Regions from separate parts of the Mus musculus genome. Here region 2 is linked to region 1. The links are chromatin loops, found by intact Hi-C in ENCODE. Cell type or tissue: gastrocnemius. All regions are shown on one strand. Each heading gives the region's core, and the rest is flanking DNA. Links, peaks and the distances in the headings are about the cores only.

Region 1 (16,042 bases), core at 3,152-11,151:
AGGCCCACAGGGGCCCCCCAAACAGACTGAAGATATGCACAGGCCCTCAGTGTGCCAGCTCAGCCTACTCCCCGAGAACACTGCCACCCACTGCAGTTCACCCTTACACTGCTTGCCTGTTCAACTGGGAGACTCAGGGTTTTGGGGTTTATTGCAGCCTCCATTTGCTGACAGGCTGCACTGAGGGCTTTTGAGAAGGAAATTCCCAGGATAGTTCATTCCTTGAAGCAGATACCTGCTGGCTCACACACTGCAGGCCTCAGGGGACCAAGAGGGCTCGCTGACAAGCCCCACAGAAAAGTCCTGGATCTTGTCTAACATAGATAGCCCCAAGCCCACTGGTAAAAAATCTGCAGGCAGCTGTTCAGTTCTAACACTTTCCAGGGGACTCCCAAGGGACACTGAGTTCGAGGACCAGTCAGTTCAAACTGAACCAGTCTCTTCACCAGAAAGACTGAATGGCAGGGTGCTGGCTGGGGTCTCCACAACAGAAAGGCGTGGGGATGGGGGGTGGGGGTGTTTCTGAGGCTCAGGCTATCCCGTGCTCAGATTTGTGACAAAGGAATAACCTCCCAGAGAGCATGGATCCAGGCACGAGGAAGGCAATGCAATCCCACTGATTCTAATGTAGTGTACATTCTAGTGCACACTGGGAAGGAGGGACAATCAGAACTGAGGCTTAAACATTCAACACTGAATCTCAGAGACACAGAAGACCAGGGAGGGTTCTGGCATGCCCCGCCCTTCACTCTGATATCATCTCTGTGTGCATGGGGCCCTGTACACGCTAGGCGAGAGCTGTACCGCTGAGCTTCACCCCTGCCATCCAAGGGTGCGTTTCCCTCATATTTGCGTTCAAATAACCCAGCACTGTATGCACGTGGCTTCTAGCATACGCTCACTGCACTGAGTCCATTTTTATTGGAATAACACTGATCAAAAATAATGTAGAGTGCTTGCTAGTGCTCGGTGCTCAGTGGGAATTGAAAGCAGAGCAGCTCCCCTGAGAGTTGAGACCCTGTCTGTCATCCATGGGCAATGACAAGAGGCCTCTGCTGGACACCCATACACTGTTTGCTCCACACTCAACACTGATAACTCCTGGAGATTTCTGCCATCCCCACTGTGCCCTTTGCCCCCATACCAAGGTACCTAGTCAGGAATGCAGTTTGTTTCTTACCGGGCCATCTCCTTGGTTTCCTGCCGGGCAGTTGCCATCTTGATCAAGTCTCTCAGCAGGGGCATCCCACCTTCTTTAATCAGCAGGGGGCAGTACTTGTCAGCTATAAGGTAGGGGCAATAGTGAGGACAGTGTGCATCTACCGGCCTGTTCCCAGACACGCAGAATGTTGACCAGAACTGTTCTACAGTTGCTGCCTGGGGAAAGACACTGCCAAGAGGGAGCAGGAACAGGCCAAGGGTGTCAAGGCTCCTGGGGCCACATGGAAGGGAATGGGCAAGTCTTTGGGAAAGGTACTTCCCCACTGTTTCCCAGAAATTGTGGTTATAATTTTCCTGGAGTTGGTCCTATGGGAAATATCTTGACCACAGGCCCAAAGCATGAACTCTCTCGGAGAGGTTTGTATCGTGACACAGGTTCCCTGGAAGTTCTGGGACCAGATTCCACAGGCAGAAGCTGGAATTTATGATGTTGCTAGTAAGGCACCCCCAGGTGACTGTGGTAACCAGCCAGGTGTCCTTCTGCCCTGCAGGTGGCAAAAAGACTGGGAAGTTCACTGGCAGGTAGGGGAAGAGTGTGAAGAAAGGCACCTCTGATGGTGCACTAGGCTAACAGGCACACTGGCATCTCTCCAATGCCAACAGTAAATCCCTGTGTGCCAGCTCCCTGTGGATATGCTGTGTTCAACTGAGTGACTGAGCTAAGGGATGGGAGGCACTCACGGTAGACAGACACGAGGTTGTACAGGGCCCAGGTGGCCCAGTGCTGGCTGACTGGAGAAATACCCTGGGGAAGGAGGCGGAGGATTGGCTCAAAGGACCTGCAGGAGAGAGACCACTTTTACCTGGAGGCTGGGGAGGGGGAGGCTTTCTCCTCCATGCAGGGTCCTAAAGGCAGCATGGGCAAGCCTGTAGGATGCCAGGGCCCTGCTGCTGGCCCCACCCAGAAGCTCGCTCTGGAGAAGACCAAAGTCAGGGAAGAGGGAGAGGGCAGAAAGCTAGGGTCTTGGTAACCAAGAGTGTGAACTGGTAAGGAAGGGAGCCTTGAGAGAAACCTACAATAATTCTTATCAGCCAAGCTTCATTCACAAGCGTCCTGGGATTCAGCTTCCTGCCTCCCAGGGACCTGGGGCCTGAGCACAGCCGCTCAAGATGGCTTTCCTTTCAACTGTTTACCATACACAGCGTGGCAGGGAGAAGGACTGAGGCAGCCGGATGGCCATGGGCGGGGTGACAGGTGACTTGTGTTTTGCTGTATGTAACATGCATAAGAGACAGGCCTGGCTAGATGCACATGTTAACAAGTGGGAGAGGTGCCCCTCACACACTGGACCTTACAGTGAGTGAGGGCAAACACCTTTGGAGAACAGGACCAGGGTGGAAAGCTCTGGCACCCCATGTTGAGACAAGCAGCTTCTGATTCTCCATGCTGTGTACCTTCCCATCTCTGACCTGTAGTTGATATTCCTTCGGGAGTTGATATCCCAGCTCTGGATGGCCGCCCACATACGATCCTCCACCTCTGCCCTCTGAGGTTCACAGACACCCCAGGCCTCAGGCCCATCAAACATGATGTGAGAGAGGACACCACAGGCGTTGTAAGAAACCTCAATGCCGTCGGCCTTGCTCTCCAGCAGGTTGCTACCAAGAGAGAGAAAATCCATCATGCGTGTGCTCGTGGGCGGCCACTACTCTACATCCTCCTGCTTCAGCCTCGTGGTTGCCAGGGTTACAAGCCTGCACCACTGCTCAGCTGAAAATCACTTGGCTCTTTTTTTTCTACTTTTGAGTCAGGCTGGCTTGGAGTTTGTTGTTGGTCAAGATTCCTGCTTCATTTCCCAAGCTCATGTCACAACATCTAGCCACTTGGTATACACAGTCCTTCAGAGAAAAGGATGTAACATTACTGCCATCTGTGGTAGGCTGAAAGACTAAAACACTGCTCTTTCATCCTGGAGCTAGGTCCCAGTACCCATGATGGCTTGCAATCACTTGTGCCCTTCAGCTCTTGAGAAAAGACCCAGAGCCTTAGCCTTTATGGGCAGCTGCACTCATGGGCACATACCCATCCCTCACATACACAGAATGAAAAACAGGATCAAAAGAAAACAAAAGCACATTATAGGGGCTGGAGAGATGGCTCAGTGGTTAAGAGCACTGACTGCTCTTCCAGAGGTCCTGAGTTCAATTCCCAGCAACCACATAGCAACTCACAACCATCTGTAATGGGATCTGATGCCCTATTCTGGGGTGTCTTAAAAAAACTACAGTGTACTCATATACATAAAGTAAATAATTTTTTTTAAAAAGCACAATATAGAGAGAAGGCAGTATCAAGAACAGAAACTGGACAGAGCACAGTGTTCACAGTGTACACAATTGTTCTGAGTATTCTGGTGGCCCAGGAAGTACCAACCTGAAGACGCTGATGAACTGGGAGGTCATCAACTGAGGTCGCAGCTCCTTTACCTCTGCCACATTCCCCAAGAGCCCTAGCATGTTACGGTGTAGCTCCTGCTTCTCTGGGAACTCCTGGGGAACGAGAACCAGCAAGGCCTTCATACTTGGTCCCTTCATGTCTGATACTGTTACCCTGCAGGTTTTGTGGGCACCTGTGTGAAGGGACCTTCTAGACAAAGGAGAGGTACAGTAAGCCAAGCCCAACTCTCCAGTGCTACCAGGAGAGAGGCCCCGAAGAGAGCTGACTTGGGAGGATTGTGGCTCCACTTGCCACAGCTCAGAAGAGTCCTTTTAGGGGAGCCCCTAAGAAGCTACCAACAAAACAGAGTCCTACATTCTGGGCAGAATTTTATCTTGTTAGCAGGGAATGGTCTGTGGGCAGGCAGAACAGAACAGGGGGCACAGCTGGACGGCATGGCTGAGAGGAGGTTCCTGACACGTCTCTCAGCAGCAGACATTGTCTGTGTGTGGCTGGCCCTGTGTGCCCATGGGAGGCTTGTGTGGGATGGCACCTGTGGGATGGTGGCAGCCGGGAACTGCCTACCTTCAGGCAGTCGAGAAAGAGCTTCATGCCATTGAAGTTGAGGAACATCTCGCAGTTGTCAGGTGTCTCATCTGTGATGTTCCACAGAGCACTCCAGGAGAACTCCATGACCTGGTCACACTGTGGGGGAGGCACAGCTCAGCTATGTCCTCCTGAGGACACATGGCCAACTCTGACACAGAAGGCTCTGGGGTGAGAGCAGAGTGTGTGAGCTCTGCTTACCGTCTTGTCCAGCAGTTTCTTCTGGATCAGCTTCAACATGGTCTGTGGGCAGAGGAGAGAGGTTGCCTGAGTCAGAAGGCTCCACCAGCTTAGGAGCTCAGCAGGGAGGGGGCACTGCCTGTCCCAGGTGACACAGCCTGGCAGCACCCAGGTCTTTTGGAAGTGATTTGAGGGTGGTCAAGGACACACCTGGGGACACACTTGTCACAGTGCTTCTCTGCTAGGCGCTGCACTTCCCCAGGGATAAGGGAGGGTGACAATTGGTGCCCCTAACCCCCAAATCTTCCTTTCCTTCCATATTTATCCTGTCCCAGGTGCTAGGCTAATAATTTATTCATACCAGGCCAGAAAGGCATAGTGATGAAGGGCCAGCCCTGGGTCTTTTGTCATAGGGCTTACTGCATGGAGCTGAGTGGAAGTAGTTAAAGACAGAGAAGACTACAAAGTCATAGCAACAGTCACATTAAGAAAGTCTTCTGAAAGCCAGGCGTGGTGGTACAATCTTTAATCCCAGCACTTGGAAAGCAGAGGCAGGTGGATCTCTTAGTTCAAGGGCAGCCTGGTCTACAGATTGAGTTCCAGGACAGCCAGGGCTACACAGAGAAACCCTGTCTGAAAAACAAAGCACAAGAAATTCTTCTGAGATGGGCATGGTGGTGCCCACATTTACTACGAGCACTCAGGGGAGGTAGAGGAAAGTTATCTTTCTGACTCAGAGACCAGCCTGTGGTCATAGCAAGTTCTGGGCCAGCCAGGGCTACATAGAGAGACCATGTCACAAACAAACAAGCAAGCAAGCAAGCAACTCTTCTAGGGAAGTGTAGAGATGGTTCCGTGGTTAGGATTATGTCCTACTCTTGCAGAGGACCCAAGTTCAATTCTCAGCACTCATGTCAGAAGGCTCATGGCCACCTGTAACTCCAGCTCCAGGTGGATCAAACAACTCTGGCCTCCAGAAGCACTCACCAACACTCACACACACACACACACACACACACACACACACACACACACACACACACACACACGAAGGAAAGAGTGTTCAGTGGTAGTGTGAAGCTCAGTGTGCTGGGCTGATTGCTAGCATGTGCCAGGCTCATGCTCAGCCCTTAGCAATCCCCTCCTCCAGCTCACCCCCAACAAGAACAGAGATGCACTTCCTTGGGTCTACCCTAAAGAATCTCCTCCCCCTCCTCCCCCTGATGCCAGGTCCTCTTGCAGCCTCCCTCACAGAGAACAGGAGGACGAGGGCAGTCAAGTTCACATACCACGACGAAGCCCATCTTGCCTACAGCCTCCTTATGGTCATTGTCCACCTGGCAGACCAGGGCATTGCACAAGTGCACAGCGATCCGCTGGATTGACTCGTCCTGACGCGTGGGGCTGAGGATGCCCAGCAGCAGCTCGTTCACCCGGCGGTACTGGAACTCCAGTTCCTCGGGGATGCTGAAGTTGCAGAGGGTCAGACAGCAGTTCCGCTGCACCTGGGCCAGGTTGGGAGACAAGCAGAGCACGTTCAGGGACAGATTTGGGACAGGACTCCAGGTCAGAGGTTACCCAGAGCTGGGGAGGCTCTCTGGAAGAGGAAGCTAGCAGGCTTTTTGGTTTGTTTGGTTTGTAGGTTTCTGAGATGGAGATGAGGGTCTCACGTAGTCCGGGCTGAGCTGAGGATCACGTAGCCAGGGCTAGCTTTTAACTCCCACCCTTGCTGCCTTACTATACCACCAGGCTCAACTAATACTTGCTGTCTTTTCTTTTTTTTAAGTTTTATTTATTATAAAATAATAATGACACTGAACTTCTGATCCTCTTCCCTCCACCAAGCCTGGCTTGCTTGAGGGCTCTCTGGATCAGAAGGTGTAGGTGGACACATGTTCATGTTGCTAGACAGCACCAGGCTGTCATCCAGGTGGCTGTGTACAGGCATCTGGCCACACCCCTTCTCAGTTGTTCTTTCCCAGCCTGAACATTTATGATGATGCATAAATGTACTATACTGGTCGTCATTTAATCTCCTTTTCTTCCTTGTTAAACATATTTTGAGTGTTTTGCCTGCATAGATGCACCATGCATTGTGACAGGGGAGGGCAGACAGTGCTGGATTCCTTGGATCTGGAATTACAGCCACTTGGGAGCCACCACCAAATGGGTGTTGGCAACTAAACCCATGTTCTCTGCAGGGGTAATAGTAAAAGTTTGTGTGTGTGTGTGTGTGGCTTTCAAGACAGGCTTTTTTTGTGTATCCCTGGCTGTCCTGCTGTCCTGGAATTCACAAAGATCTGCTTGTAACAAGTGCCTTTAACTTGAGCACTGAGCCATCAACCCAGCCCTACATTCTTCTTTATTAAGTATTGTCACTCTCCATGCTTTATCGAATACACTGTTTAGAGGGTATGGCCCCTTAGGCAACACCTTGCTTTTCCCTTTATCATACAACACACACGCACACAGTTTTACAATGCTGGGAGCCGAGCCCCGGACCCCATGCTCTGTACATGCTAGGCAAATACTCCAACATTGACTTACACCCCGGCCCCAAATACTGTAATTTGAGAAAGCTTATTTTGCTTTTTTTTTTCTTGTTTGAAATAGGCTTTCTTTGTGTAGCCCTGGCTGTCTTGGAACTCACTGTGTAGATGAAGCTAGCCTCAAACTCAGAGAGAGTCCTCCTGCATCTGCCCTAGCCTTAAAGTTTAAAGGTAACCAACCCTTTACAATGTTTATATGCTACAATTTCTGCAGAAAACTACTGTCCTAGCTCCTTTGTTGTTGTTGTTTCTGAGAGGTTCTTCTGTGTAGCTCTGACTGTCCTGGAACTCACTATGTAGACCAGGCTAGCCTGGAACTCCAGAGATCTGCCTGCCTCTGTATCCTGACTGCTGAGACTAAAGGAGTGTGCCACCACCACCCAACAACAACTCCTTTTATTTCTTGATTTTAATTTTATGTATGTAGGTGTTTTGCTAGCACATATGTCTGTGTACCATATGCATGCTGTGCCCACTGAGGCCAGAAGAGGGTGCTGCATCCCTGAGACTGGAGTTACAGATGGGTGTGAGATATGCCATTTGAACCTGGGTCCTCTGCAACAGTAGCCAGTGCTCTAAACTGCTGAACCATCTGTCCTTGCCCCATTTTCTTGATTTTCTTCTTGAGACAGGGTTTGACACTGAAGCCCAGACCTCAATCCCACCTCAGTCTCCTGAGGCTGGGCTCACAGGCAAGAGCCGGTATGCCTGATCCCCATTCTTTTTCTCTTTTGGGTAGGCCACATCTTCAAAGCAGAGCTCAAACACACTGATGTGCACCACGCCTTTAGTGCCAGCCCTGGTGAAGCTGGAAGTAACGATGCGGTGCGCATCGTTATTCAGCTCTACAGGCTGTGGCAGGCAGAGCTCTGAGTTCGAGGCCAGCCTGGTTCATGTAAGGACTTGCCAGAGAGAGCTAGAGTGAGACCCTGTCTCAAAAGAGAAGAAAAGAAAACAAAACAAATGGCATCCACATTACACAAACATGCAGAGTGGTGCAGACAACCTGTTTACTAAATTCTCATGCATAGACCACATCTCAGAGTAAGGACGGCAGGGGAAGGCTAGGTGTGTGGTAGAGTTTTAGGTGTTTTTCATGTCTTTGTAACTGTTCTATGGTAAATGTTTATTATTTTATAATTAAAAACAGATACCACCTGTTTTTAGAACTCCCCCACCCCCAACAATGATAGGGAGAGAGGGGCAGAGAAAATGGCAAATCAGGAACACAGAGGGCAGAGGTAGGATGGCCACAGGCAGGGGACTGCAGTTGAAGCCAGCTTCTGCGGTCCCTGTGTGCCAGGGGCAGGTTTCTGGGACAGCAACTGTGCGAGGAGAGTTGGCAAAGGCCCCCTAAGCCTGGGGAGCCTGGGGAGCAGGAAGGGATACTGGGCCTAAGCATGCAGGCCGCAGCAGGCAGGGGCTCACCGTCACCTCCTGGTAGGACTCCATGCCATTCAGCACCACCTGGATGACCTGCCGCCGCAACTTGACGCTCTGCTCCGAGCGGTACTCGGAGTTGGTCAGGTAGAAGAGGGCAGCACTGCCGGTCACTTGAATGTTTTTGTCATACTTGTGACACTTGAGGGCTGTGATGACCAGCTGTGTGAACACAGGGAAGGGGCTGGAGCTGGGGCACTGCCAGAGGCAGGCAAAGACAGCCTGGGCTCTTTAAGTCACCGTGTCTTCTCTGGGGAAAGGCTGACCTTAGACTTGCTCTCCTGGGGAGATGTGAGATCAGAAACTAGGGCAGGGCCTGGACAGGCTGGCAGTGAGGCCAGCACTGCCAAAGGGCGGAGGTTTGCAAGGCAAGACTACCTGTTCCCCTGGGATCAGGGCTGGGTGCAGAAGGACAGAGAAGGAGGGCAGCAGTATCTGGGAGCCTGAGGGCCTTGGGTTCTGAGCTGACCTTCAGGGCCCGCAGAAGCTGGTTGCAGCGTTCAATGCGTGCAATGTCAAACAGCAGGTTGATGGCCCTGGATGTGATCTCGGGCCGGTGCTCTGTGTAGGCCTCGATGGCGTTCAGCACCTGCTCTTCATTTTTGTCACCACTCACCTAGTGACAGAACATGTCAGGACAACCCAGGTAATGGGACCCCAGACTCAGTGCTATGCGGTACCTGGCCACTTCCTCCTCCCAACTCCACCTCTTACTTTGTAGGCTGGAATGTGCGTAAGACGACACAATGAGGTCTCAAAGAGCCCAAGGAACTGCAGTGGCCTCTTCAGAGCCCGGAAGGGCATGATGCTGCTCTTGGATGGCTCGGTGCTGGGGAAAGAGCATGTCAGAGCTAGCCACCTGACTGGACCTAGCCTGGGCTCCCCCATGGACCAGGAACTCCACCCATAGAGAAACAACGGCTTCTAATCTCATCCTGTCCCTGCCCAACCCACTGTGGAGCTGAGCCTGACCTTCAACCCCTGGTCCTCCTACCCCACCTCTCAAGTGCTGGGATACAGGCACATGCTTCTCTGCCTGCTTTGATCAAAGTCAGAGCTTTGTACCACTTGAGCTGCATTCCCTGCTCTCACTTCTTGATGGAAGGGTGGGAGGGCGTACTGTAGAACATGGACTGGGAGCTGCCACCACTGCCAGTACCTTTGAAAGGTCCCCTGCCATTATACCACAGACACATTTCACTGACAAGCAAGAATAAGCTCCTCTTTCTGTTTTCTTGTTTTTTTAAGATTTACTTATTATTGTACATAGGTACACTGTAGCTGACTTCACACACACCAGAAGAGGGCGTCAGATCTCATCATAGATGGTTGTGAGCCACCATGTGTTGCTGGGTTTTGAACTCAGGCCCTTCAGAAGAGCAATAGGTGCTCCTACCAGCTGAGCCATCTCTCCAGCTCAAGATAAGCTCCTCAGCCATCTAAAGCTAAATACGGCTGAGGGAGGCTGGAGGCCAGTCTTAGCGGCTGGCCTGGAATGAGATCTCAGCAGTTCACAGAGGCCCAGATCAGCCATGGCACCACCTAAGGGACAGCAGTACCCCTGGCTGCTGGTCCCCACTGGCTGCTGGTCCCTGGCTGCTGGTCCCTACCATTCCACCATGCCCGGTGCGGTTTGTTTCTTAGGCTCTCAACCTGCCAGATCTCGGTGCAGATTGATCCAGACGATAGGAAGATCACCATGCTGCTATGTGATCTCTTCAACAAACTCAGAAGGCTTCAGGCAGCCCGAGTATGCACTTCCCCTGCCAGTGCCCAGAGTGACTTTCCTTTCCTGTCAGCTCACACGGGCCACAGCATTCAGGGCCTGTCTCTCTCTCTCTCTCTCTCTCCCCCTCCTCTCCCCGTCTGTCTTTCTCTTCCTTCCTTCCTTCCTTCCTGTTAACGTATTGAATATGTGTGTATATGTGCCTGTGCATGCTTGAGTGCTCACACTCATGGGGACATCAGCAGATGTTTGTAGGAGTGGATTTCAGGGACAGAAAGCAGGTTGTCAGATCTGGTGACAAGCACTTTAACATGCTGAGGCATCTCACTGGCCCGTGCCTTTTTTTTTTTAATGATTATTTAACTTTGTGGGGTTTGAGTATTTTGCCTGGATATACGCTGCACTCTCTGTGTGTGCCTGGTGCCTGCAGAGGCCAGAAGAGGATGTCAGGTCTCCTGGAACTAGACTTACAGACAGGTTGTGAGCCTCCATGTGGGTACTGGGACTTAAAGCCTGGGCCCTGCCGGGTGGTGGTGGCAGCACACACCTTTAATCCCAGCACTTGGGAGGCAGAGGCAGGTGGATTTCTGAGTTCGAGGCCAGCCTGGTCTACAGAATGAGTCCAGGACAGCCAGGGCTATACAGAGAAACCCCGTCTAAAAAAACCAACCAACCAAACAAAAACAAAAAACAAAAAACAAAAAACAAAACAAAACAAAACACCCTGGGCCCTATAGAAGAACAAGAGTTCTAAACTGCTGAGCCTTCTCTCTAGCCACCCCACTCCCTTTTGAAGCTATGCAGCTCTGGCTGGCCTCAAATCCACAGAGATGAGCATAGCCTGTCGCTGGTGTACTGTGATTAAAGGTGTGCTTACCATGCCAGCCTCACCAACCTGCACAGTACTTTGCACAGGGAACTTGCTCAGGGCTTAGTGAGTGGCCTCCTCCCAGCGGCAGAGTAGGTACCCACCTGGTCTGCCCTGCCTCCTCATCTGTCTTGGAGATGCTGCAGTTCTCTAGGATCATGTGACCAGAGATGTCCAGTGACATTAGGTTCCCCAGCTTCTGCACTAGGAGGCTGAGCACCTTCCGAGTCAGCTTGAACTTGTAGTAGCTGGAGAGGCGGTCTCGGGAGATGTCCAGGTGGCTGGAGATCAGGTGGGGACCACAGGTCAGGATCTTACTCCTTCAGGCCACAGCAGGGAAGGGTCCATGCCTGTCACAGCTTCTCCAGGGAATTCTGGAGAAACACCCTGCTGGGACTTGGGTGCCCTAAATTGCCCTCAACTCTCTACAGTGTGTGGTCTAAAGAGTGGGCTCTCTCCCTCTGTTCCATGCAAGGGTTTCCCTGATGGACGCAGGACTGACACCACCTTTCCTCTATCCCCTGCTTCCTCCCCGGTCTAACTCCTGCCCCGGGTGCTCACCGCAGCTTGTGCAGCTGGACAATGACACGGATGTGGTCATCTGAAAGGTCCATGTTGTAGAGCACAAGGGACATCAGACTGTCCTTCCACTGTGTTAGGAAAGTGGCATCACTTGTCTGGATGCCTGAGAGGTCCAAGGCGGCCAGGGAGTTGAGTGGCCGAAGCAGTGACTCTACGGGGATACCGTCAATCATGCGGCCCAGGTTGAGGAAGCGCAGGCGGCTGAAGCCCTCGAAGGTGAAGTCCTTGACCAGCACCTGGCAGGTGGGGTTGACCAGGCACTCATCCTCACAGCCGCCTGGGTTGTCCTCCTCATAGAAGATGTTGGCACAGCCGGAGAGACTCAAGGACACCAGACTGTGTCGGAAGCTCCGCAGTGTCTGCAGGCTCTTGGCGGACAGCTTCTCGCAGTTGGTCAGGTAGAGCTCCACCAGGTCCTGGAGTAGCACAGCAGTCTCAACTCCTCTGCCTGCCCTGAGCCACCTCAGGCCTGGCTTCTGGGGGGTGGGCAGGGTCTCACCTGTTTGCGAATGGCTTCCAGGTCCTGGTCCTGCACCAGGTCCTCACGAAGGTGGATGCGAGTGAGCCGAGTACTGCGGGGGTCTGAGAAGAGGCTGAAGAAAGTCTCGTGTGGCTCAAAAGTGCAGGCAGCACTGACCAGCTCCACATACCTTCGAGAGAAGCAAGCCTAGCTCATTAAGTACCTAGGAGCCGGGCTGCCTCTGGAAGCCATATCACAGGCCTGGGGGCTATGACATCAACTAGGCAACTGTCACCTCTCTTCACAGCATCTGCTTAGACTCTGACTATCCATAGGCCCCAGGGCATAGGAATCTAAAGGTGGTCTTCAGGGTGATCACCAGCAAGTCCCAAGAACTTCCTTCTAGCACTCTGCCTAAACACATACCTGTAACCCATAACATGTGTTCCCCTCTTCCTAGGCACGCCCTAACATACTGGGTGTGCACTGACCTCAGCCACATCACACCAAGTCTGGACTCTTCCTTAGTAGCCTCTGGTGCCTTATCATCCCCTTCCAGGGCAGGCAAATCAAAATGGTTTTGTGCTTACAGTTGCCTGTTGGGCAGTCTGAGCTATCAGTATAACCCTATCTAGCCAAGACAGCCTTTTGTGCATGAATCCTAGGCTAGCGGCTTAGAGAGATGGTCCAGCTGTTAAGAATATTTGTTCTTGGAGAGTACTGGTATTTAGTTCCTAGCACCTACATGGTGGCTCTTTTAAAAATAAAAGAGGGCTGGAGAGATGGCTCATCGGTTAAGAGCACTGGCTGTTCTTCTAGAGGTCCTGAGTTCAATTCCCAGCAACCATATGGTGGCTCACAACCATCTGTAATGGGACTTGATGCCCTCTTCTGGTGTGTCTGAAGACATATTTATGTAAAATAAGTAAATGAATTGTCTCAAATGAAAAGACCCAGTTGGGGGGTGAGTGGGTTGCACACACCTTTAATCCTAGTACTTAGGAGGCAGAGACAGGCGGATCTCTGGGCTGGAGGCCAGCCTGGTCTATAGAGTGAGTTTCAGGTCAACAAGGGCTACACAGAGAAACCCTGTCTTGAAAAACCAAAAAACCAAAAAAAAAAAAAAAAAAAAAAAAAAAAAAACCCAAAAACCTGAAAAGAAGCAGGCATTGGATTGCACATCCTCAGCATCTGCGGTCATAGCTAGGTGGATCACTGAGTTTGAGGCTAGACTGGTCTATAAAGTGAGTTTCAGGTCAGCCAAAGAACAGTGCAACCCTCTTTGTTTAAAACAAAAACAAAAACAAAAACACAACCCAGAAACAAACCAAAAAAAGGAAGGAGGCGGAATAAGAAAGATATGGAAGCTCTTGGCACTGTGAAACCCATAGCATCTCAGATGCTAGGCTGCTTCCACCCGGGAACCTTTCACAGGCAACTGAACCTCCCCAGACTTTCCATCTATGAGATGCACTTGGCTCCATGCTAGGTTGATAAAGGGTTCAGCCACATGCCTGGCCTACACTGAGTGCTGAGAACACATAAGGAGCTTGTTTCCCTTGGTTCCTATCTGGCTGTGAAACTCTTTGATCCTGTGGTTTCCTGTTGGGGCAACTGGTAACTAAGCATTCAGGAAGGACATGCACACTGTGCTGTGGGGTTCCAGAGCGGTGGGGATCCACCAGGAGGCTGTACAAAGAGCATCTGCGTGAGTCAGTCTCTGATCACAGGTCTACTGTTCTGATCTTGACACACGTGTTTATGTGTACGTAGTTCAGAGGTGCAGGCACAGGTGCGAGCACACACACAGGAGCACATAATGCTGGCCCATGTACATGCAGGACTTTATAGTAACTTATCTGTCATCACACACATGGTGCTTCACACACACACACACACGTTCTGTGCTGCATAATCCTACATGTATACCCATTCCTTCATGTGTGCCCCTGTGCATACACACCAATGCACATGTAACCATATGTCTGGTAACACATTGACCCTCACAGCCACTCCCCCTTGCCTTGGTCTTGATCATCAGCTCAACTTCACCCCTCACATTGGGCTCCAACCCTGCCCAGTCCTGGGGAGACCCTTGCTCACTCATTGACCAGCTGGTCACAGATTTCACTGGGCAAGAAGATGTCTGGATGCAGCCGCAGGGTCTCTTTGTCCAGGAGGTAGCCCAGGGTGCCATCAAGATTCCGGAGACAGAAGTCAGTACAGAGGGCCATCAGGGACTCGGGCGTGTCAGACGCCATGCTGGGAGACGGCAGCAGCGGCCCACAAGGGCAACTATGGATTACCAATAATCACAAGATCATTGGCAGAGCCACAGCCTGGGAAGGAGAAAAGCAGCCAAATGAGATGCAGATAAGAACCTGTGTCTACTTCTTGATTGGTGAATGGGGAGCCCCATCCATCCATCACATTCAAATCAGGACCTTAAAATTTAGGCTGTACAAACCTGTAATCCCAGCACCTGGGAGGCAGAGGCAAAGAGGATCAGGAATTCCAGACCAGCCTGAGCTTTTGAGCTCAGATTGAGTCCCTGACTAAATAAAAAGTTGGAATATCATCCAGTCACAAAAAGTTCTCATATAACACTGGGTCATGCTAACTGAAGGAACCAATTATGAAGGTGACAACACAGTCCTTGGGCTGTGCAACCACAAAGGAAAAGTCTACAGATGGAGGGAGGACAGCCTGGGGGACAGAGTGACCACTCCTGGGATGGGCTTTCCTTTGGGAGTACTGACACTGTATCCACTGAAAACCATGGAACTGGATACTTCAAATGGTTGGATTGCGCCTCCTGTGAATTGCACTGAAACTGTTACTTTATAATGTAAAATATGGATGGCTGGAGAGATGGCTTGCTGGTTAAGAGCATCATCTACTACGCTTGCATAGGCCCTGGGTTCAATTCCCAGAACGTACATGGTACTAGAATTCCAATTCGAGGGGCATGCAGTGCCCAATTAGCTCAGGAAAGAAATCAGATCTCCTAGAACTCAGATTACAGATGGTTGTGAGCCACCATGTGCAGATGAGACCCAAACCCAAGTACTCTGCAAAAGCAAGTGCTGGGAGCAACGGAGCCGCCTCTCAGGACACTTCCCCAAGATTGCACTCTCTCTCTTTCTTTCCCCCTCCCCCTTTTTTAAAATTAAATTTAATTTTTTTTGGGGGGGGGGTTTGTTTTTTTTCGAGACAGGGTTTCTCTGTGTAGTCCTGGCTGTCCTGGAACTCAGAAATCTGCCTGCCTCTGCCTCCCAAGTGCTGGGATTAGAGGCATGCGCCACCACTTCTGGCCTCCCCTAAGATTTTTTAGCAGACCTCAAAATGCTAATCACAAGGGAGAAAAAGTTGAACTGGTATGCACTGGAGTGAAGAAATTTCTGTTCATATATATACAAAAGTTAGTTCCAAATACACTATAGCCAGGCGTGGTGGCGCACGGCTTTAATCCCAGCACTCGGGAGGCAGAGGCAGGCGGATTTCTGAGTTCCAGGACAGCCTGGTCTACAAAGTGAGTTCCAGGGCTATACAGAGAAACCCTGTTTTGGAAAAAATAAATAAATAAATAAATAAATAAATAAAGGATCAATTCAAGCCTAGGTAGCATAATGGAGATGGGGGAAGGAAGGGGGAATGAGGGGAGGAAGGAGGAGGAAGAGAAGGGAGCCACAGACTACAAAGCATATCTGGTCCTTCCTCTGAGTGGACCCACAGCTGTCTTCACTGTGAACATTCGCATGTATATTAAACATCAGTAAAGAGATTTGAAAATGCTTGGCCCCAGCCAGGCATGGCGGTGCAGAGGCAGCATCTGTAGCCCAGGAGGAGAGGTGCAGCACACGCACCAGCGTAAAGGCAGGCAGGAGACCAGCACAGGTACCTCCTTCAGGACGGCTGCCTCCATCAGGATCAGCAAAATGTACACCAACCCACAATGAGATGCCTTTTCCCACAGCCAGCCAGCTCTACTGCAGACACCAGGCCCTGGTGAAGATACGGATGCTGGTGGGAC
Region 2 (16,042 bases), core at 3,931-11,930, 55 kb after region 1:
TCTTTGCTCTCCTGTGTGTGTTTGATGCCTCACCCTAGATGGGCCTCAAACCCATGGTTATTCTGCCCCATCCTCTCTTCCTGAGATTACAGGTAAGAATGACCATGCCCGATTACTATTCATTAGCGTTTAATTGTGTGTGTGTGTGTGTGTGTGTGTGTGTGTGTGTGTGTGTGTGTGAGAGAGAGAGAGAGAGCACATATGCGTGCATGCCCTTGTGCCAATCAGCTCCAGGACAGCCAGAGCTACACAGAGAAACCATGTCTCAAAACAAAACAAAAGAGCACTGACTGCTCTTCCAGAGGTCCTGAGTTCAAATCCTAGCAACCACGTGGTGGCTCACAACCTTCTGTAACAAAATCTGATGCCCTCTGAAGTGTCTGAAGACAGCTACAGTGTACTTACATATAATAAATAAATATTATATGGAGAAGAGGAGGAGGAAGGAAAAGGAAGAAGAAGAAGGAGGAGAAGGAGGAGAAGAAGAAGGACTGAATGTCCATCAGGTTTGTCACTTAACCATTTTTAAAGTAGGGCAGTTAGTACCTTTGAAAGGCTGCCCATTGTGTCCTGCTCTTGTGGACAACCTGGACAGTCTGTGACTAGGCTCAACTCACAGAGGAGTCCACCAGCCCTTGGGATTGCCAAGGCTATTCTCAAGGAATTATCAAGGCTAGAAGGCTTGGTAATGCCTTTTAATTTTTTTCAGAAGCATTCTTTATTTTATTATTTGTTTCTGAGGTTGGGGGAATGTTAATCTGTGTTTCCCATTGCAGCATCAAACCATGTCCCCATAAAATTTGTGGCGAAATAAATAAAATACAAGCCATCTGTAGATCTTTATGATCTATATATTCATCTTACAGTTTTTTTTTCTACCAGAGCCAATTTCTTTTCAACTTCTACTTATAATCTTCTTGGACTATTTTAAGTCTTTGTCACCTTGAAAGATGTTAAACAAAAGAGTTAGCTCTTGAGTAGGCAAATCAACTGTAGGCTGTAGCCAGTTAATATCTCCTGGCATTTTTTAAAAATTTTTTTTGTTTTGGTTTTTTTGAGACAGGGTTTCTCTGTGTAGCTCTGGCTGTCCTGGAACTCACTTTGTAGACCAGGCTGGCCTCGAACTCAGAAATCCGCCCGCCTCTGCCTCCCAAGTACTGGGATTAAAGGCGTGTGCCACCACGCCTGGCTTCTCTTGGCAATTTTTTTTTTTTTTTTTTGGTTTTTCGAGACAGTGTTTCTCTGTATAGCCCTGGCTGTTCTCCTGGCAATTTTTAAGAGTTCTTAATTGATCGCTCCTGATTTGTCCCTTTTGTGGTCTAATTTTCTGTAGAACACGTGTATAACACGACTTTTATCCTAGATAATTAAGAGAATCTCCTCTTCGATTTTTTTCTGGAGCAATTTGTAAACCCCAAAAGGCAAAATTCTTTTTGCTTCATTAAACATTCTTTCTAAGGTAAATCCATTTGAGTCAGCCAGCAAAATATCATTCATATAGTGGTAAATTATGGATCAAAGAAATTGTTTATGAATTATTTTCAATAGTGTTGTACAAAATATTGACATAAGGTAGAACTATTCAACATTCCCTGTGGCAGGATTGCCACAAGGTTCCTTTTGGTTGGCATAGAGTTGTTAAGTGTGGGGGAGAAGGCAAATTTTTCTCTGTCTTGTTCTTGTAAAGAAATTGTGAAAAAGCAACTTTTTAGATCAATCACTGTGATAGGCCATTCCTTAGGTAACGAGGACAGTAATGGGATTCCAGGCTGTAAAGAACCCATTGGCTGAATGACTTCGTTGATTGCTCTCAGATCTGTCAACATCCTCCATTTGCCAGATTTCTTATTAATGACAAATACAGGAGAGTTCCCAGGGCTGGTGGACTCCTCTATGTGTTGAGCCTCCAGCTGGTCTTAGACCAGCTGTTCTAGTGCCTGTAATTTTTCCTTTATCATAGACCTTTGCTTGGTCCAAACAGGTTGGTCAGTCAGTTCACCTTAGTGGTCAGGCTATTGGTGTTTTATCAGCAGTGGCTCCCCCACTTAAAACTGAAGAGTCTGTCCATTAACAACCATGTTTATGGACAGCCTGGAGAGTCTGTAACTGTCTTTGATAACATTTAAAAAAAAAATTTATTGGGGCTGGTGAGATGGCTCAGTGGGTAAGAGCACCCGACTGTTCTTCCAAAGGTCAGAAGTTCAAATCCCCAGCAACCACATGGTGGCTCACAACTATCCGTAACAAGATCTGACTCCCTCTTCTGGAGTGTCTGAAGACAGCTACAGTGTACTTACATATAATAAATAAATAAATCTTTTAAAAAAAATTATCAGGGGCATCACCTATTTTAATCCTTGCCCCTGAAGTTGGAGGGAGGCTAATCTGTGTTTCCATTGTTGTAATATAATATCTTCTCCATAAATTTATGGCTCTCTCAACCACATAGAACCTTAATCTTCCTGTTTGACTTTTTGGCCCTATACATTTAAGCCATCTGATAGTTTGTTTTACCTGGGATAAAGTTTCAACTCCTTGAAATTGGATATCTACCTCTTTAAGAGGGCAATTTGAGGGCCAAGATTTTGGAGAGGCCGGGCGTGGTGGCACACGCTTTTAATCCCAGCACTCGGGAGGCAGAGGCAGGCAGATTTCTGAGTTCGAGGCCAGCCTGGTCTACAAAGTGAGTTCCAGGATAGCCAGAACTATACAGAGAAACCCTGTCTCGAAAAAAAGAAAAAAAAAAAAAGATTTTGGAGAGGTTATATTTGCATCAGCTTTAGTGTCTACCATTCCTTCAATTATGTGCAAATATCTTTAGTTTTGAACTCTGATCATCTATAGACATTTCCCAATTTAATCTGTTTCTTGACCCCTTCTGGTTTTTTGTTTCATTTATAGAAACAGCTGCAAAGACCCACAGCCAAACAGTAGATGGAGCTCAGGGAGTCTGTGGAAGAGTTGGGGGAAGGACTGAGGGAACTGAAGGGGATAGGGACGCTACAAGAAAACCAACTGAGTCAACTAACCCTGGACCCTTGGAGGCTCCTAGAGACTGAACCACCAACTAAAGAGCAAGCATGGAGGGGCATGGTGGTGCATGCCTTTAATCCCAGCACTCGGAAGGCAGAGGCAGGCTGATTTCTGAGTTCAAGGCCAGCCTGGTCTACAAAGTGAGTTCCAGGATCAGCCAGGACTATACAGAGAAACCCTGTCTCAAAAAAACCAAAAACCAAAAACAAAAAACAAGAGCAAGCATGGGCTGGACCTAGCCACCCCCTCCTCCATATAAATATAACAGACATGCAGCTTGGCCTTCATGCAGGTCCCCCACAAACCAGAGTCAGGGCTGTTCTTGACTCTGCTGCCTGCTTGTGGATCCTACCCCACAGTTAGGGAACTGGGCAGCCTTGTGTTGCCTCAGTGGGAAAGGATGCATGCGCCTAGTCCTGCAGTGACTTGATGAGTCAGGGTATGTTAATACCCAGGGTGGGTCTGGGATGGGGTAAGACTGTGAGAAGGGAGTGGCTGTGATTGGTTTGTAATATGAATAAATAAATAAATTAATGGAAAAATACATTTGTGAGTTTGCATTTTCTCAAAAGCTTTAGGGATGGCTTCTGCATTTCTGTTTGTTTGTTTGTTTGTTTGTTTGTTCATACAGGGTTTCTCTGTACAGCTCTGGCTGTCCTGGAACTCACTTTGTAGACCAGGCTGGCCTCGAACTGAACTCAGAAATCTGCCTGCCTCTGACTCCCGAGTGCTGGGATTAAAGGCGTGAGCCACCACGCCCGACTCAACTGCATTTCTGATCCATTCAGCTACAGCTGCTGATCAAGTCTTTAAAGTCAGATCAGATCACACCTTTGCACTCAGCATTAGCATTTTCAAAAGCCAAAGATTTGATTAGTGTCTTCCTACTAGTAGATCTGGTATTGACTAGTGTCTTCCTACTAGTGGATCTGGTATTGATTAGTGTCTTCCTACTAGTGGATCTGGTGTCTTCGCATCTGCAGCTGAAGCCAATTTTTGCAAAAAGCCAGTGAATGTTTCTTTTTCCTATTCCTTCAAATTTGTCCAAAAAAAAAAAAAAAAAAAGGGGGGGGGGCTGGCGAGATGGCTCAGTGGTTAAGAGCGCCGACTGCTCTTCTGAAGGTCCGGAGTTCAAATCCCAGCAACCACATGGTGGCTCACAACCATCCATAACGAAATCTGATGCCCTCTTCTGGAGTGTCTGAAGACAGCTACATTGTACTTACATATAATAAATAAATAAATCTTTAAAAAAAAATTTGTCCTGGGCATTTAAGGCTGCCATCCGTCATAATGCCAAGGTTTCTTCATCATATAAGGACATATGACTTGCATCTCTACCTCCACGTACTGACCTTCCCCTAGCAGGGGTCTGTGGGAATGTTAATAACCCTGGTTCTGTTTCCCTAGCCTCTTCTATCCACTACAAAAGTCATTGTAACCATGACCCAGGTTCTAATATTGTTCTTGCCATATCTTTCCAGACTTGGATTATTCTAGGGTTTGGGTTTTTTTTGTTTGTTTGTTTGTTTTGTTTTGTTTTGTTTTTCTTTTCTTTTCTTTTTTTTTTTTTTTTCGGTTTGTTTTTCGAGACAGGGTTTCTCTGTATAGCCCTGGCTGTCCTGGAACTCACTTTGTAGACCAGGCTGGCTTCGAACTCAGAAATCCGCCTGCCTCTGCCTCCCGAGTGCTGGGATTAAAGGTGTGCGCCACCACACCCGGCTTGTTTTGTTTTTCAAGACAGGGTTTCTCTGTATAGCCTTGGCTGACCTGGAACTCACTTTGTAGACCAGGCTGGCCTCAAACTCAGAAATCTGCCTGCCTCTGCCTCCCGAGTGCTGGGATTAAAGTGCTACACCCAGCTTGGATTATTCTAGTTTTGATCACCCAAGAAGTCAAGATTTTTTTAGGTATGGCAAGTGCATGCCAACATTAGCAACACTTAACTTGTAAGTTCCCTTAAACTTTCCCAAGGCCAGCACGTCCCCAGGAAGCCGTCCACAGTCCTCTCAGGGGTGCTCAGCGACTGCTGGCCTGTCTGGACACTACATGGACAAGCTGCTGGCCTTTGCTGGACACTACATGGACAAGCTGCTGGTTTGGCTTGGTTTTCCTAACAACCTTTGGCTGGCTTTCTTTTTAATCTGTCAATATTTTAAACTCCCCTTTTAAATCTATGTCCATCTTCCATCCCTCTCCTGCGCCTGTGTCTCTGCTATCTTGTTCATTTAGATTTATAAATTTCTGTAACCTTTCTTCTAATGCTTCTCATCATATTTCACCTTTGTCTTTTTTCCTGTTTTTTAAGATATCCAAGTAATCTCTTCACTCTGATTTATAATTTTCTGTACTTTTTTCTAAGATTTGTGAATTTTTTCAAAGTCCTTGGTTTAAAAAAAAAAAAAAAAAAGATACAGCAAACCAAACTGCTTGTTAAGAATGAAGCTTAAGGGGAGGGGGTGGGAATTCCCGACGCAAGGCCGGAACTGAGAGACAGCAATGGAGTGAGACCCTCGGGAGTTTTCTCTGTATAGGTCCAAGAGTCACCGAGTTATCACAGCCACCATGGGGTCCTGGGGGAACCAGAGCTCCTGGTGTGGCGCCCAGAAGCAGTCGCATTGGAGCCCTCGGTGCCAGTAGGGCTGGAGGGGAAACTGGGGGCCCTGGTGCTGCTGCTGCTGACACTCATCGGCAGCCTGGTACCTGTCTGTGTGCTTCGAAGGTCAGGTGCTAACCATGAAGCTTCAGCCTCGGGCCAGAAAGCCCTGAGCCTCGTCAGCTGCTTCGCAGGAGGAGTCTTTTTGGCTACATGTCTTCTGGACCTGCTGCCTGACTACCTGGCTGCCATAGATGAGGCCTTGGAGGCCCTGCATGTGACGCTTCAGTTCCCCTTGCAAGAATTCATCTTGGCCATGGGTTTCTTCCTGGTCCTGGTGATGGAGCAAATCACGCTGGCTTACAAGGAACAGTCCAGTCCACCCCATTCGAAAGAGACAAGGGCTCTACTGGGCACAGTGAATGGTGGGCCTCAGCATTGGCATGATGGACCAGGGATCCCCCAGGCCGGCGGAACTCCAGCAGCTCCCTCAGCCCTGCGTGCTTGTGTCCCGGTCTTCTCCTTAGCCTTGCACTCAGTATTTGAGGGCCTGGCTGTAGGGTTGCAGCGAGACAGGGCTCGGGCAATGGAGCTGTGCCTAGCTCTGCTGCTTCACAGGGGCATTCTGGCAGTCAGCCTGTCCCTGCGGCTGCTACAGAGCCACCTACGTGTGCAGGTGGTGGCTGGCTGCGGGATCCTCTTCTCATGTATGACACCTCTGGGCATCGGGTTGGGTGCAGCTCTGGCAGAGTCAGCTGGGCCTCTGCACCAGCTGGCCCAATCTGTTCTAGAGGGCATGGCAGCTGGCACCTTCCTCTATATCACCTTCCTGGAAATTCTACCCCAGGAACTGGCCACTTCTGAGCAGAGGATCCTCAAGGTCATTCTGCTCCTAGCAGGCTTTGCCCTGCTCACTGGCCTTCTCTTTGTCCAAATCTAAGGTGCTTCAGGAGAAAAGGCAGGGGAGGTTGGCTATCAGGTGCCCCTGTCCTCCCTCCCTCCCCTTCTCAATTGGTGGGAAATAGAAAGAAGTGGAGAAGGAAAGTAGTGAGGACCAAAGAGTTCTCTTAGAGATAGGGATGGGACATTTGGACTATGAATAATGAGATGGAAGTGGGCAGAGAAGAGGCTAGCCCCAGACCCAAAGAATAAGAGATAGCGAAGTTACTACAGACGTGGTCAGGGACATTAGAAGGAGGCAGACTGCTACAGTCAGAGGCCAGGCAGTACATCTCAGAGACAAGCTGACAGAAGAACTGAGTTAGGCATCCAGCCTCATTGCGATAAAGATACAGAGGTTGTAAGTCAAAGCCAGTATCCTGTTGGTTCTAGCCCATCTCACCACTCTGATGGCTGAAATGGTTCCTCCTCCTTTCTTCCCTCCTACTCTTATATTTCTCTCTTGTCTTCCACTAAGGGACTAGTGCCAAATGGTCTCTCTGCCAGGTTTCATAATTTATCTGGCCTCTCCTGTCCTCACCTTTTTGGGTTTCTCTGTGTAGCCTTGGCTGTCCTGGAACTCACTCTTGTAAACCAGGCTGGGCTTGAGTTTACAGAGCTCCACCAGTCTCTGCCTCTGCCTCCTTAATGCTGGGACTAAAGGGGTGCCATGCCACCACTGCCTAGCTCACTAGTCTGTTGTTAAAGTGCCAAATACCCACCCACCCACCCTTTAGGTTTTTTTGACAGGGTTTCTCTGTATAGCCCTGGTTGTCCTGGCCTCAAACTCAGAGCTCAGTCTGCCTCTGCCTCCTGAGCACTGGGATTAAAGGTGTGTAGCACATGTATTGCTCACCTGCCCCCTTTTTGAAAGCACAGTGCTGAGGAGCTGGGGCCTGCCCAGCACCTCAGTAGAGACCTATTTGCTCTTTTATTTCGGCCCCATAATTTGGGGTGGGGAAGAAATGTTTACTGAACTGGTCTGGAGTGAGAGAAAAGTAGGTACTGACACCAGACACTACAGAAAGTAGACATGGTGGTCCATACCTAGAAGAAAACCAATAACCTGCCAAAACTTTATATCTGAGGAGTCCGGGGTGGAGGGAGACAGACTCCCTCCCTCAGGATTATTTTTGGGGAGGGAGGGCTGTGCATAGGTCTGTACTCTGTAGAATCTATTTTACTAACTGACCTGTTTTGGGATATGTTACCCAAATAAAAGATGTTTCTATACAAAAAAAAAAAAAAAAAAAAAAAAGAATGAAGCTTAAGCCAGGCAGTGGTGGTGCACACCTTTTTCCCAGCACTTGGGAGACAGAGGAAGGTTGATTTCTGAGTTTGAGGCCAACCTGGTCTACAGAGTGAGTTCCAGGACAGCCAGGGCTGCACAGAGAAACCCTGTCTCAGCCCCCCACCCCCCAAATGAAGCTTAATAATACAATAATTTTAATCAGCAATGTGCCAATTTTATTCATTACTTCCATCTTCCTCAAAATGTTTAAAATAGTGTTACATAAAGCCCAAAGCTCTTTATTGTGTTTTTCATCTTTATGTGTCTATTTTTCTTTAAAATTATCAATTTCACTTAAAACCCCTTTCACATGGTTAAAAGTTTTCTAGGCTCCAATTTCTTTGGTGTGTTCTTTGCTTCCCTCTGGTGTTTGACTCAGGACATTGCAGGGGATTTGGATTCTTCCACTCTCAGGTAGGGGTGGACTGAAGAGAAAAAATGCAGCTTCTATGATCTGAGCTTTTGGGCCACTGCTATGTTCTATCTATCTATCTATCTATCTATCTATCTATCTATCTATCTATCTATCTATCTATCTATCTATCTATCTATCTATCTTGTATATGTGAGTATGTACTGCCAGGGAAATGTTAGTGATTCTCCCCCAAAACAGACAGGAGCCAAACTAATGCAACTCACAGCAGGGTCTTTATTCTATTCCACCTAGCTTGGGTCCCCCCCAGCTCACTGCTGTCACGCAGGACGGTTTTGGTGGTGGTTGAGGTCAGAATATCTATCAGGACAAGGCTTTATAATAAGCAACAGGCATCTAATTGGAAAGCTGCTGTGACCTTTAACATAATTGGCTGGTGCTGGGAGTCATACCATAAATTAACTTCTGCTCCCGTCCACATTGGTGGTCGTTAGGCAGGGGGTGGGCTTGTAACCTGGGGATGCAGGTTTGTTGGGGGAATACCCTGGAGATGCTGGTCTTGTTGAGGGTGTAACCTTGAGACGCTGGTCTTGTTGGGGATTAGCCTAAAGACTGGAGCTAGGCTTTGGTTTTGTTGAGGGACAACTTGGAAACCAATGCAAGATACCAGCCTGTTAGTCTACCTGAGTTCAAACTTAGATCAAGTTCTCTAAAATGGAGTCTGAACTTAAAAGACTTGACCTCTCACCCCCTTCCCTTTCTCTTTCGACCAGAAGGCCCAATCACGGAACTTCTGAAGCTTCATGAAAACAGTGACAGGGCTATGTCTTTGTGGTGCCCCTGGGGCATGGGTAGGGGCATCAGTGGGAGACAAGAGGGAGTCTTGAGGCTGAATTCTCCTCCTGCTGGCCAGGGTCTTCTTCAACAGCAACTGGATGTGTGGTGGACTCTGTAGCACAGGGACCCTTTCAGCGAAGCTCTATGACCCCTGGCTGTGTCTCCAGGCTCAAGTTGATGGAGCTCCACAGGTGGACCTGCTTTATGGAAAGCACAATGCTATGCCAAACAAGCTTGTGCACCCACTGGGCACCCTCGAGATCATGTAACAGCTTCTGTCAGCAGGTGAACCAAACACAACTTCAAAAGGGTGAGTCCTACCTGGGTGGGGAGTTCTGAACTCTATAAAGGATGAAGGGGAGAGAGTCATCATCAGTCTCTAAGGTCAATTTAGTTAAGGTCTCTTTTAGGATTCTATTTACCATCTCTACCTGTCCTGAACGCTGGAGTCTGTCAGCACAAGGAAATTTCCAATCAATCTCCAAAATATTAGCTAATCTCTAACTTACCTGGGACACGAATGCAGGTCCATTGTCTGAGCCTATAAGCTTAGAGAAACCAAACCTTGGAAGAATTTCTTTCAGTAGTTTCTTTGTTACTATCTGCACAGTCTTATGCTTAGTTGAGAAAGTCTCAGTCCATCTTGAAAAGGTATCTATAAATACTAGCAAATATTTGTATCCAAATTTTCTTTTCTTTTTTGGTTTTGTTTGTTTGTTTGTTTGTTTTGTTTTTGAGACAGGGTTTCTCTGTGTAGCTCTGGCTGTCCTGGAACTCACTTTGTAGACCAGGCTGGCCTCGAACTCAGAAATCAGCCTGCCTCTGCCTCCCGAGTGCTGGGATTAAAGGCATGTGCCAACACCGCCCTGGCGTATCCAAATGTTCTTGGCTTTACCTCTGTGAAGTTCATTAGTCCATTTCCTGATAGACTTCTGGCTTAGTGCTTCAGTATTGAGTATTTTTGTTCTTTTTATTGGCAACTGCATTGGTCAATTGACAGGATTTATGGTTGTTTTGGGTGTTTTGTTTCTGTTTTTGTTTTTTAACAATTTCAGCTATTTTCGAGTTGGGATCTCTAATTCTGATGTGGGAATGGTGGACTAAGTTCTGAATTCTCTGGGGTCCCATGTTTGAAGAACAATGCATCTTTTTCAGTATGCTTATACCCATTTTCTCTAGTACAATTAGTTTGTAGTCAGCTGATCTCCATCATCTCTTATGACACTGATACATGGGCAGGCTTTTGGCCAAGATCCCATCTTCTGTCTGGTCAGAGGGTGTGGGATCTCCTGGATCTAGTGCAGTCAAGGAAATGAGGGGCCCAATTTTCTAGGATTACCCACTGGGCTGTCTTGTTGCTCTTTGGGATGGAGTTTAGTTCTTCCTTCTGCCTTCAGAGGGCCTCTCTCTATATAAAAATTACCCTAGATGTGAGCAGTAGCAAAGGCACCAACCATCTGTGTCTCTTGTCTTTTCTCAACTCTATTGCCTTGGTCAAAGCTGCCAGTTCAGCTTTCTGTTCTGACATTCCTGCCAGGAGTGGTTCTGCCCATATGATCTTGGTGTCTGAGACCATCACTGCCCCAGCATATCTCTGTCCATCCTGAATGAGGCAGTTGCCATTGGTGAACCATGTTACCTCTGCATCCATCTGAGCAGTCATGCAGAAGCCCATCAATCAAGCTCAGGGTCAGGCAGCAGGGCAGCTGAAACGTTATCCTGGGGGCATTCGAGAAGAGAGGATGGTAAGGAGTCATTCTGGCATCATCTTTAACCAGAAGGCTGCACAAACGGGGGTGGGAGGGCAGCTTCTGGCAAGTGGTATCAGATTGGCTATTGGCTGATGTCAGGGCCCCGAGTCTGGGTATGCATCCCCTGGGTCTAGGGAGGTCACCTGTAATTGGTAGAGTGTAGCCTCCCCTCTCCAGCCTGAAACCTGCTTGCTCAGGGGTGGAGCTTGCCGCTCAATCATTCTGCCTCGCCCACTGCTGGAGCCTGCCGCTTTGCTGTTCCGAAGCCATCACGTGTTCACCTGCAACCTTACTCCAAGATTATTTGGCAGGAATCGGCCCCTCCCCCTCCTTCATAACGGAGTGTCGGAATAGTAAAATTGAACCTTGAGCAGAGCCTTGTCTTGGTTCCGTCTTTATCTCGCGCTGCCTAGTCCCCTTCTTCTCTTCCAGGTTTCTAAGATGCCTTTCCAGACTTGAACCCAAACATGTGAGCTGCAGGCCGGACACAACAGTAGAGTAAGGCCTTCTTTGTCAAGGCTCAATAGCCCAATATTTTTAGGGCCTCTAAGATGTCCTGAGTCTTTGTTTTGTTTCTGTTGCCACTGGAAAGCCATTTATAAACTGATGAAGAGACTTGATCTTCATGTTTTAGCAAGACAGAATATTGAACTTTATTAAAAATCAACAACAACAGGAAAACTGTTGGGTTTCCCTTTTACTCTTAGGGTTACCCTGGGGTTGGGGATGGGGCACTTTTGACCTCAGGGCCTCCCTTAACTCCTTCTTCTGAAGTTGTCTGTTTTAGGCATCTCCTATGGTCTTCTAGTTTGTCCATGGCTGCCAACAGGATCTTTGCCCATTCTCGAATCTGTTGCTTCTCTCCTCTCATCTGCTTTTCCTCTGCAGTCTCTCTCTTTTTTAAAAATACTCTCTGTCACTATGACTAAGTTTCTCTGACTCCTTTCTCCTAACCTCTCAACCCTCTGGAGCTCTTTCTTCTTTCTCCCCCCCCCCCCCCAGACAGGGTTTCTTTGTGTAGCCCTGCCTGTCCTGGAACTCACTCTGTAGACCAGGCTGGCCTCAAACTCAGAAATCAGCCTGCCTCTGCCTCCCAACTGCTGGGACTAAAGGTGTGCACCACCACTGCCCCGCTGGAGCTTTTTCTTAATATCTGGTGCTGCCTGATTAAAAAAAAAAAAAAAAAAAAAAGCTAGAGTGACTGTTGCTTTTGCTTCTGGTGATGCAGGGTCCATGGGGGTGTACTGTTGAAATGTCTTCAAAAGCTGCAGGGCTTTCATTTTCTCTCTGCCTAATTTGTGGACCATCTTGCAAGCACTTTGAGACCTGACAGAAGAGTCTGATGGTAGACCAAGATGGTCTTAACTTTAATTGTGTTAAAATCCCAATCTGGGAGAGTTAGGGGAAAGCAAGCATCAGTTGCTGCTTGGTTACTGATGGGCTCCCCTATGGGTCCAAGAACAAGCTTTCTGCCTCTTCTGTGGTGAAGGGAACCTGCAGAATGTGGTAGATGTAGCCTGTCTCATGTTAATACATCCATCAAAGTTCAAGTCACTTAATTCATCACAGTCCTCTAGTCAAAGTCACTTCTTCAATGTCATCTTGTAATGAGAAACACAAATACAACACACAAAACACAACAAATGAGAAAAAAAGGAGAAACAACCAGAAAGTGGTACACACACACCAGAAAAGAACCAGATTGGTGGGTGTCCTGGAGTCCATGCCCACCCCAGACTGAGACTCAGGATGTCTCCTGGACCCACCTTAGCCACAGTTCCCAGATACATCTATCTTTTGTTTTGTTTTGTTTGTTTGTTTTTGTTGTTGTTGTTTTTGTTTTTCGAGACAGGGTTTCTCTGTATAGCCCTGGCTGTCCTGGAACTCACTTTGTAGAGCAGGCTGGCCTCAAACTCAGAAATCTGCCTGCCTCTGCCTCCCAAGTGCTGGAATTAAAGGTGTGCATCACCACTGCCCTGCAATACATCTATCTTTAACTGCAGTCATCCACAGGTATAAAATCAAGGCCTTGTTCCCAGATGGGTGAGGAGCCCATGCCTACCCAAATTGAGGCTTGGGAGGTCTCCTGGCTCCACCACAGTCACTGCTTCCAGACACATCTGTCGTAAACACAAACTGGCCACGGAAACAAATTTAAGGCCTTGTTCTCAGAAAGATGTGCCACCATTTGGAGTCAGCAAACAGAGAAAGGCACAACCAGAACCAAAACCAACCAAAACCAGAAAAATACAGTTTGCAGTAACAAGTGCCAACCAGAAGGTGGCGCTCTCACACATGACAACTCATAGTACTGCACAGATGTTTACTGAGACCTGTAAAACTTACCATGGCAGTATAAGTCATTTATCTTTACACAAGTTTTCATTCCACTCTGTAGATCTCACAGAAAACTTCTAACATTTAGACAAATTAGCCGCCACACAAATCACAAGCTTTTGAGCCACTTTGCAAGTACTCACTTGCTCAGACCTCATAGGAAGCTTCTGACACTCAGATTCCTTAGCAGGGCTCAAACCTAGAAGAATTGCCATGGCAACACAAGCCACCAGTTTCCACACAAATAAATCATCTCAGCATGACTGGAAGAGTTTCACATTTACCTTTACACAAGCTTGTTCTGTTCTGTTCTGTTTGGCAGATTTCACAGAAAGCTCAGACAAATTCAGCTCTCAGACAGGCAAAAAGCAGGAACTTTAACATGGTATTACAAACATAAAAAACAAAAATACCTAGACTGGTTTTGCCCCTCCAGATTGCTAGTCCTGTGTATCATGGGGAACTTTTCAGCCAACACATCAAAATGTAGTGCCAGGGAATGTGATTAACAAAAACAAGACAGGTGCCGGGCGTGGTGGCTCATGCCTTTAATCCCAGCACTTGGGAGACAGAGGCAGGTGAATTTCTGAGTTCGAGGCCAGCCTGGTCTACAGAGTGAGTTCCAGGACAGCCAGGGCTACACAGAGAAACCCTGTCTCAAAACAAAACAAAACAAAACAAAACAAAACAAAACAAGACAGGAGCTGATCTGATGCATCTCACAGCAGGGTCTTCATTCTATTTGAAGTCCCCCGACCCCTATCCAGTGCACCACTTTCATGCAAGAGGGTTTTGGTGGTGGTGGTGAACCCTGAATATCTATCAGGTCAAGGCTTTATAATAAGCAGCAAGTGGGGAGCAGGGGAGGGTTAAGCGTGCAAGCATCTAATTGGAAAGCTACCGTGACTTTTAACATAAATGGCTGGTGCTGGAGTCATATCCTAAATTTATATTCCTGTCATCAACTGCATCAGTGGTCGTTAGGCAGGGGGTGGGCTTGTAACCTGGGGGTTACCTTTGTTGTTTGTTGGGGGAATAACCTGGAGACACTGGTCTTGTTGGGGATTAGTCTAGAGACTGGAGCTAGGCTTGGGTTTTGTTGGGGGCAGGGGAGTGGCAACTTGGAAACTAGTGCTAGGTACCAGCCTGTTTATCTGAGTTCAAACTTAGATCAGGTTCTCTAAAATGCAGTCTGAACTTAAACAATTTGGCCTCCCAAGCACATCCTTGCTGTCTTCAAACACACTAGAAGAAGGCATCGGATCCCATTACAGATGGTTGTGAGCCACCATGTGGTTGCTGGGAATTGAACTCAGGACTTCTGGAAGAACAGTCAGTGCTCTTAACCACTGAGCCACCTAACCAGCCCCTGTCCTCTGTCTCTTATTTGTGGCATGTGATGGCTTCCCCTCCTTTGGAAAAGTGACATGAGTCGAGCCCTGTGCCCATGGTGTGAGGTGTGGCTGGCTTAGCACTCGCTCAGATGAGGTAAGGCTGTCCTCAGTGTACATTCCCCTCAGCTACCTGTTCGTGATCCATCACATATAATGAATATCTTCTGCTCCCCATCTTTTTTGTCCAGCCCGGTAACTAAAACCCTGCCTACCTATTCTCCCCAGTGATTGGCTGTCACCACTTTTATTTAACCAGTCAGAGAAGATAGGTGAGCGAAGTTCATACACATCGTCTGGTGGCTGTGATCCTGCGCTTGTCTAGACTACAACCAGATCTTCAGGTCCAGTGTTTGACATCTGAATACATAGCAGCACCAGACCAAGCACTGCCGTGGGCATAGGCCTCTTTAGACTACTTCCTGCTGATTAGGGGCATTGGGTTCCATGGGGGCAGATCTGTTTGTTTGTTTGTTTTCAGTTTTTTGAGACAGGGTTTCTCTGTGTAGCCCTGGCTGTCCTGGAACTCACTTTGTAGACCAGGCTGGCCTCAAACTCAGAAATCCGTCTGCCTCTGTCTCCTAATTGCTGGGATTAAAGGCGTGAGCCACCACACCCGGCCCATGAGGCGAATCTGACATCCATCCTCAGGATATCTCCAACCAGCAATCCAGCAAAACAGCAATAGCAACAATGGACCAATAGCAAATGCAGCAGCAGGGACCAGTGGCAGCAGGGCCCACAGCCATCACAGGCCCTCTCAGGGTTCTCAGCTTTATTCCCTTTCAAGAGTCCCCAGAATTACAAACATAAACTATCTGCAGCTGCCAAAAATGCTGTCCCTCCTAGAGCATGAGACAATCATAGTTATCGGCTGTGCACAGTCTGAAGCAGCCCCATATCCCACACTTGGGATTAAAACAAAATCATGTTCACGAAATATAACTGTGGTTTTTTTGTTTTTTTTTTTTTTGGTTGGTTGGTTTTTTTGTTTTGTTTTTTGTTTTTGCTGTTGTTGTTGTTTTGAGACAGGGTTTCTCTGTATAGCCCTGGCTGTCCTGGAACTCACTTTGTAGACCAGGCTGGCCTGGAACTCAGGAATCTGCCTGTCTCTGCCTCCCGAGTGCTGGGATTAAAGGCATGTGCCGCCACCGCCCGGCTATAACAGTGTTTTTAGAGAAACCAAAGTTGTAGGCTTTAGAGATGGCTCAGAGGTTAAGAGCACTGACTTCTCTTCCAGAGGCCTTGAGTTAAATTCCCAGCAACCACATGGTGGCTCACAACCATCTGTAATGGAATCTGATGCCCTTTTTCAGTGTGTCTGAAGACAGTGTACTCACATATATAAAACAAATAAATCTTTTTAAAAGAAAAAAAAAGAAAAGAAAAGAAAAGAAAGCAAGCAAAATTCTGGTCACTTGAGCTGAATCCTTCACCTTAGAACTGCAGAGGCTGCACAGTTCAGAATATAATGGGTCCCGAGAACTGAAGCTA

The links. Hi-C counts contacts between places; a loop is a spot of excess contacts. Peaks named below come from ENCODE experiments on the same cell type or tissue, not always from the same donor. Only the 100,000 strongest peaks of a DNase experiment are listed, where the experiment ranks them.
Region 2: it touches region 1 in a loop (4-fold over the local background); 22 of 42 quality-filtered maps call a loop at or near these places.

Annotation. Positions count from the first base shown.
Region 1 is chr2:30,099,134-30,115,175 of GRCm38, forward strand. Zer1 (zyg-11 related, cell cycle regulator) reads right to left here. Exons shown (of 16, transcript NM_001290503.1): 2 at 14,113-14,348; 3 at 12,049-12,199; 4 at 11,529-11,965; 5 at 11,072-11,248; 6 at 9,088-9,202; 7 at 8,843-8,989; 8 at 8,362-8,535; 9 at 5,674-5,889; 10 at 4,406-4,447; 11 at 4,184-4,303; 12 at 3,596-3,711; 13 at 2,632-2,820; 14 at 1,903-2,000; 15 at 1,181-1,283. The coding sequence starts at 14,270. Among named protein-coding and RNA genes, the nearest start is that of Zdhhc12, 14 kb to the left of the region's middle. In gastrocnemius, for the core only: a CTCF peak has its summit at 7,404 (motif pointing right); a DNase peak (open chromatin) is centred at 7,422.
Region 2 is chr2:30,153,798-30,169,839 of GRCm38, forward strand. It overlaps Gm31080 (a long non-coding RNA gene), which reads left to right and starts at 8,809. Exons shown (of 4, transcript XR_866091.1): 1 at 8,809-9,379; 2 at 10,607-10,814; 3 at 11,253-11,318. It also overlaps the pseudogene Slc39a1-ps. In gastrocnemius, for the core only: a CTCF peak has its summit at 8,220 (motif pointing left); no DNase peak of the experiment used is centred there; H3K27ac peaks cover 1,301 bases.